Regions from separate parts of the Homo sapiens genome. Here region 2 is linked to region 1. The links are chromatin contacts, found by Hi-C or POLR2A ChIA-PET in ENCODE. All regions are on one chromosome and are shown on one strand. Each heading gives the region's core, a stretch centred on a gene start or an enhancer-like site at or near the end of the contact. The rest is flanking DNA. Distances are from core to core; before and after follow the strand shown. Region 1 has its middle 58 kb from the start of MIR4486. Region 2 overlaps NAV2 (neuron navigator 2).

Evidence for each region. A loop is a pair of places that touch in the nucleus more often than their neighbours do. ChIA-PET counts read pairs that join two places held with the same protein, here RNA polymerase II (POLR2A). Pooled maps may share reads with other maps.
Region 2: a loop to region 1 is called in a map of ascending aorta, with 2.2 times the contacts of the local background. The contact joins two enhancer-like sites. A Hi-C loop is called at or near these places in 7 of 168 maps with a recorded cell type or tissue (MCF 10A, Right ventricle myocardium inferior, ascending aorta and 4 more) and 9 of 50 pooled maps. POLR2A ChIA-PET finds 5 or more read pairs at or near these places in 2 of 52 experiments (AG04450 and MCF 10A).

Annotation. Positions count from the first base shown.
Region 1 is chr11:19,631,938-19,635,319 of GRCh38, reverse strand. It overlaps a transcript of NAV2 not described here. Among named protein-coding and RNA genes, the nearest start is that of MIR4486, 58 kb to the right of the region's middle. Within about 2 kb of position 1,850, at least 11 of the 41 ENCODE cell types and tissues checked have a DNase peak (open chromatin) inside an H3K27ac peak, as active enhancers do; they include ascending aorta, where a contact is called at or near this core.
Region 2 is chr11:19,724,702-19,728,128 of GRCh38, reverse strand. The region is part of intron 1 of NAV2 (neuron navigator 2); the gene reads right to left. Among named protein-coding and RNA genes, the nearest start is that of LEISA1, 12 kb to the right of the region's middle. Within about 2 kb of position 2,173, at least 14 of the 41 ENCODE cell types and tissues checked have a DNase peak (open chromatin) inside an H3K27ac peak, as active enhancers do; they include ascending aorta, where a contact is called at or near this core.

The sequences.
Region 1 (3,382 bases), core at 601-3,100:
AGCAAATCTGATTATGCATTGCTGTGTTAAAAAAATTCTGATGATTCTGCACTACTTTCAGGATAAAATTCAAACTCCCTAGCTTGGCATATATCGCCTGTACACTCTGGTCTTGCCTACCAGTACAACCACATCTTATATCACTTCCTGCGATACTGCTATATATTCACCAAAAGCAATTTCCGTTTCCTCCTGGGGACATGGCTAGAAGTGATAGATTCTAAGGAGCCAAACGATGGCAGAGTCACACAATGAAATCAGGAACACCAGCGCAGGACCACTTCATGAGCAAGAAACACACTTTTATTGTTTGAAGTCACTGAAATTTTGTAGACACTTATTACAGCAGTTAACGTACTCTAACAAATACATGGGCATGTTCTTGAAACCAATAGGTCTTTGCAAGCTATACTATCTCTTCTACAACATTTTCCCCTTTATTTTCTGCCTAGATAGTTCCTAATTATCCTCCAACAGTCTGGCATCACTTATTCTGGGAAGCCTATCTTGTTTTCCTAGGCTGAGTTAGGAGCCTCATCTCTGCAGTGCCCCAGAATTCTGTCCTTCTCTTCTACCAATGTACCTAACCTGTGAAATGTTTAATTGCCTCTTCCCTTGTCCATTTCCCCCACTTCCTAGACACTGGACAGGGGCTGTATTTGCTCACCTCTATATCCCTGGGGTCCAGAATATGTGTCCCTTCCAAGAGTAGCAGTTGAGTAAATGTTTTTTTGAAGGAACGAATGAATGGATGGACGAATAAATGAAGTCAGTTAATACATATATTTGTGAGGGGTTGTTCCTTTTCTTTTTACACAATTAAAAAAAACTTTTAGGTTTGGAGGTACATGTGAAGGTTTATTACACAGGTAAACTCATGTCATGGGGGTTTGTTGTACAGATTATTTCATCACCCAGGAATTAAGCCCAATACCCAGTAGTTATCTTTTCTATTCCCCTCCCTCCTCCCACCCTCCACCTTCAAGTAGACCCCAGGGTCTGTTGTTTCCTTCTTTGTGTTGGTAAGTTCTTGTCATTTAGGATGGGCTGTTCCTTGATGATAACCTACACATTTACTCAATGCCACCTCCCTCACATGTGTGTGCTGAGGACAATGGGGGTATGAGAGCAGTGTGGTGGCAACCAAGGCCCAGGCCCAGTGCAGGGAAACCTATGCAGCAAACCTGCTCCACGGTGGTCAGTGTCAAAGCCAGAGCTCTGGCCTCTCTGCATGTTGTGGACACAGGTGAGAGGGGCAAGAAAAAGTTTGGAAGCCTTGGCACAGTGTGACAGAAGGAAGGAACATACCTTTATGAAGTATTTCCTGTGTGCTAGGCTGTTTAAATTTATTATTTCATAAGTCCATCCTATGCCAGTTCTATTAAGTTTGCTGTTATGATCCCCATTTGTCAGATAAAGAAGCAGCTCAGAGAAGTTAAGTGACTTGTCCAAGAGGCCACACAGCTGGTAAGTAGTAGAGCTTGGAATCCAAACTAGGCCTACCTTCTGAACAGGGGTCCTCCCAGTGCACTTTATGGAGCAAAGGCCGAAGCCAGACATGCCCCATTTCTCCATGACACCCGGTGGCTAGACCCTGCAGAGATAGGAGGCCTGCGCATCAGTCCCAGCCTGAGCAAACACTCAAAATGCTTCCCCTGGCAGCAGTCCGTGAACATGGGGAGAGTGAAGGAACAGGCTGCTTTTCCCTGGGCCCGAGCTCCGTCAGGCAGGCCTGATTTGCCGGCTGCCCCAGACACTGTGGAAACACACTGGGCTGTTGGGTCAGGTTCCCCTGATTTCTCAGATGAGGGAGCCAGGCTGGAGCCAACACATTTCTCAATCTCCAGGCAACCACTGACCAGGCCTCCTGGGCTGTGTCTCCACTGGCAGCTGTGAGCACCGCGGCCTCTTGGCGGGCTGAGTACCTCTTAGCCCTGTTGGCAGGTAAGGACCCAGTGTCCTGAATGCCAGGGACCTCCCTCTCTGTCTGGGGAGACAAAATCAGGAGCTTAGCCAGGAGCCCCAGGCCCAGGTCAAGCCTTCACTTGCCTCAACAACCTGGCAGCCAAGAAGAGGCCCCTGAATTGCGGGCAGGGAGATCGGGAAGGCAAAAGTCCTGGGATGTGGCTAGGAGGAGAGGTTAGTTGGGAGAGACAGGGAGGAGCTGGGGGCACGGAATGAGCTATCTCAGTGGTCGCTGTCTTCTGAGGGGCCTCTGCCAGGCACTGCGATGAACAGACCCAGCTCCCACCCCCAGGAGCTTAGAATGTAGAAGAGGAAGAGACAAAATAGACAGTCGTAGTACAGTTTCAAAAGGAGGCAGCATCTTCAGGCTCCACCCTGACTAGCTGTGTGAGCTTGGAAAGTGACAAACTCTTTGGGCTTCAGTTTCTTTGTCTGTGAAGTGGGACTAATAACATCTTCTTAAAGGGTTTGGATAAAATGCATGTGGGTACAGTGCCTTGCACATAAAAGCTGCTTGCTAAATGCTGTGTGGATTTTTGCTCTCCTAGTTAGATGGAGCATGTAGAAGTCATGAACTCAGGCTTATATTTCTTTTATAACATCCGTGGTTTCTAGCCCAGTGGAGAGCACTGAGTAGTTTTCTAAGTAGGAGAAAGGTCGAAGGCATATTCCGATGAGATAGGAACAACTGCCATCAATAATAGCTTCAGGAGACACATCTTTCCCTGCTGAGTTTGCTCCAAGGAATCAGCCTCTTTGAACTGACCACAATGAAAACCACAAAACAGGCAACAGCAGGCAGGAAGGGTTGGCCAGTTTAATAATCTCATAATAATGAGTCTGGATAATCTAAACTTGATAAAAGCTCGTTGAATAATCAAAGACAGTCTGCAATTGTGGAATAACTCCCACCTAGACAACACTTTCAGTTTGCAAAGCGCAGACATGAACATTATTTCATTTGGACAAACCCAATAAATATGTATGGAAGCATACAGCCTTGCAACAGCCTCATAATGTGAATTATTCAAGGTCTTGATTTAACTGATAAGGAAGCCAAGGCTCAGAGAGGTAAATTAAATTGCTAGAAAAAAGACCAATCCTGTTTGATGCCAAACCCAATGTTCTTTGTACCGCACCAAACCGTCCCTATAAATAGATGGTAATGGGGGTGTGCTCTCACTGATCCCTGTGCCAGGCAGGAAATCCAACCAATACAGCTGTCCCTAGTGTGCTGGTCTTGAAGATGGGCCTTTGAAGCGACATGTAATAGCTATTCCCCACACCCCCACCCTGCCTGCCAACAGGCATGTTCCCTGGCGGGTGGGAACCAGAGTAAAGTAAGAAGTGGGCAGTTGGCACAGCTGGAATGCAAACAAACAATGAGGCTGGTGAAAGATTGGCGTGGGTCTCTCTT
Region 2 (3,427 bases), core at 924-3,423, 92 kb before region 1:
TGCATGCAAACACAAACACATGCATGCACACACACAGAAACCTTCTTGGTGCCAAAACATCATCTCTCAGTCATAGGACAGCTTCCCTGTCCCTGCTCAGGACCAGGTCTGGACTCCAGAGTGGCTGGAGTAGTCATTCCTCCAGGTGGTTTCAATGGGGTTAAATGAGACAAAGCTAGGAGAGCTGGACAAAGCTAGGAGAAACCAAAAAGTGCTCCACAGCATCCTCTACTACCTTCCTTCCTCGTGCAGACTCTGGAGTGAAGCTACACCTCTGTCACTAAGTCCTCTTCCTCCACCTGTGGTGGTCCATGCCTGACTGAGACACAGGTGTGCACAAGGTCAGGCAGTTTCTATGGCATCAGTGATCATGTGACAGCTTTAAAATAGCCCTGATTTACACAGAACAAGGGAAAAAGGCTCCAACATCAGCATTAGACAATAATTTCATCAAGCAGCCTAATTCAGGAGCTCAGTTATTCTGCTCTACTCTTATCAATGGGCTTTCCCCAAATCAATGCACAATTGCAGGGTGATTGAAAGAAATGCCTCCACAGGCAGATTAGATTTGCACAGCACCTGCCCATTGAGAGGGCTTCCCTGAGCATTAGACAAGGCAATGGAGAGGGAGTGAGCCCCTCCCACTGGTGCCCTGGGAAGCATCCTGCCTCCTACATAACCACATGCTAGAATGATGCAATGTGATTTGGGGGACTCAAGAACTGGAAGATTTCCAAACAGCAAAGGACTGTGGGAGTTGGTTTCTATTCAGACTGTGGGAATAGCTGACCTGTCTTTGCTGAAGGATCTAGAGAGGCATTCACAGCCATTTGTGAGACGGGCTGGATGGAACTACCTCCAGCTCCTGAAAGGTGCTATCTCAACCAGCCCAGGCACACCTGGCAGAGTGGGGAGTCAAGGCCCTCTAATTACTGCTGCACTCCCAGGTTGAAGACTGGGTTTCCCTTCCCTCTGCAGCTACCAAGTAGATAACAGTCTCTGGTCATGGTGACCAAACATTAGCTACAAAGCCCAGTGTACAGGTGAATTACCCTAAGCAACATGAGAGATGTAAGAAACAGAGTAGCTATGGATTTCGGAAGTCTGTCTTATGAGGTCCTCTTCTAGGGTGACTCCATCCATCCCTCCCATCTTCAACCATAGGGGGTTATTTGAGGCAGTTGGGCCTGTGCCTCCAGACAGAGGTGGCGACAGTACTTTGTGGGATGGGGTTTCTCTTAGATTCTTCTTCTGAAGGGGTTGAGGGCATAAATGCTCTTCTGTTTCTTAAACTTTCATTTCTGTATATGTCATCCGGGATCTTATTAAAATACAGATGTTGATTCAGCAGGTCTGGGGCAAGGCCTGGGATTCTGCATTTCTAACAAGCTTCCAGGTGATGCCATTACAACCAGGCCACAGACCATACTTTTGTTAGCAAGTGTTTAGATCACAAAAAGTGGGCAGAAAAGAAAAATAAAAAAGAAAATCTGAAAACAAAGTGGAATCGTGCCTGTTGGCAACCCTGATTCCCACATTCTACTGTGGGCAGCTCACAGTCAGTTCTAAACTCAGGAAAGGCACCTCTCTGATAAGGTAACATCAAAGCAAAGAACTGGAGCTGAGGGAGTGAGTGCTGTTGGTATCTGGGGAAGACATTCCATGCAGGAAGAGCAGCAAGTGCAAAGGCCCTGAGGCGTGGCATCCTCATCTTCAAAATGAAGGGGTAAGAAAACAGAGTCTTTGTGATATAGTTCTAAGGTTCCAGAGTCAATAGGAAGGCTTTGGGAGACTGGGGAAAATAACCTATCCTATAGGAACAGGACAGGGGAGTGAAAACTACAGGCCACCATTTCAGCCCCTCCTTTTTTAGTCTGACACGCCTCTCTTTCCAATGCTGTTTCAGAGGAGAAAATTACTAGTTGTTTTTAAGAAATGAAATAATCTAGCCTGTTAAGGAAGAGATATTTTTAAACCACTGAAGGGATTTTTCCTTTCCCATTTCTTTTATTGATATATCTCCTCTCCTTCCAGTTCTAAAATAAGCACCCTGTCTGCCCTTATGCTAATCCAAAGGCAACACACCGCAGAACGGCGAGGGCCTCGGCAGAGCCAGGCAGAGGTCGATTAGAAGCCACCAGACCTGGGGAATGCACCAAGGCAGCCCAGCCAGCCTGGCCTCGCCCATGGCCTGCTTCCTCACAATCCAGGTGACGAGACACTCTTAAAAACAGCAATGGAATGTAGCGAGAGTTGGTATTTGCAAATGACAAATTTCTGACTGAATTCCAGTTCTTTGGAATGGAAAACTAGCAGGTCCTGTTACAAAATGTACCAACAGTTCATGCCTAATACATGGGTGTGGGCAATTCATATACTTCAAATCTAAATGTGGCTAAAAATATGACAAAGCTGGCATATTTTTAGCCAGGTAAACATTTCTAGAGACTGGGTCAAATTTATATTGGTTTCTGCTCTGCAATCCAGAGAAGGAATGATTCCAAATGAGTGAGAGGCAAGGACCAAAGAGGAAAGCCATGGAGTCCACCAGGCAGTCGGGATTCCTGGTGACCGTCTCTAGTTTAGGAGTACTTTCCAGGACATCGTGTCCTTCTCCATTAGAGAGGGAATACTTTTGAAAGACCAAGGCCCCGTGTTACTTTAGACAGCAAGTCTTTGCTGGGTTTTATGACCTCTCACTTGCTGGGGGACCTTAAACAAGTTGCTTTCCCTTTCTGTGTCCTCAGTTGCATGTGTCTCTCTTCCCCACCCTCAACTAGACTTGGGTTTAGTGGGCGGCAGCACTGAGGGAGGACCATGCTGTGGGGAAGGAGGCAAGCTCTGTAGTCACTGCCTGAGATTCAGACCTGGCGCCTCCACTCACTGGGTGTGTGACCTTGGGCAAGTTGCTTATGCTTTACCTGCCCCAGCTCATCTGTACAATGGAAACAATCACAAAAGTATCCATCTCAGTGTTTACTGCTTTTATGGCAATTAAATGGGAAAATCCACATAAAATGCTGAGAATATCAAGCACATAGTAAGTGCTCAGTAAATAACAGTGATCTTATCTGCCTCACACTTTTACATACATGAACTGCTTTAGCTTGCACAATGTGTTGAAATGCTATAACCACCCAGGGAAATTGAGGCTTGACAGGGCAGACCTGTCCAAGCTGCAGTTCAACAACTATTTCTTAAGTGCCTACTGTGCCCCAGGCCTCGCCCTAGCATTAGGAAGGTGAGATTCCTCGTAAATAAATGGGGAAGTAGGAACTTAACCCAGGTCTCTCTGGCTTCCAGCTAGCAAGGGTCTAAGAGGCTGGGTAGAAAGAACATGGACTTGAAATTAGACAGTCCCAGTACTGGCTCCATGTGGTCTTGGTCAAGTTACTGACCTCCTCTGAGCCTCATACATAGAATGGGG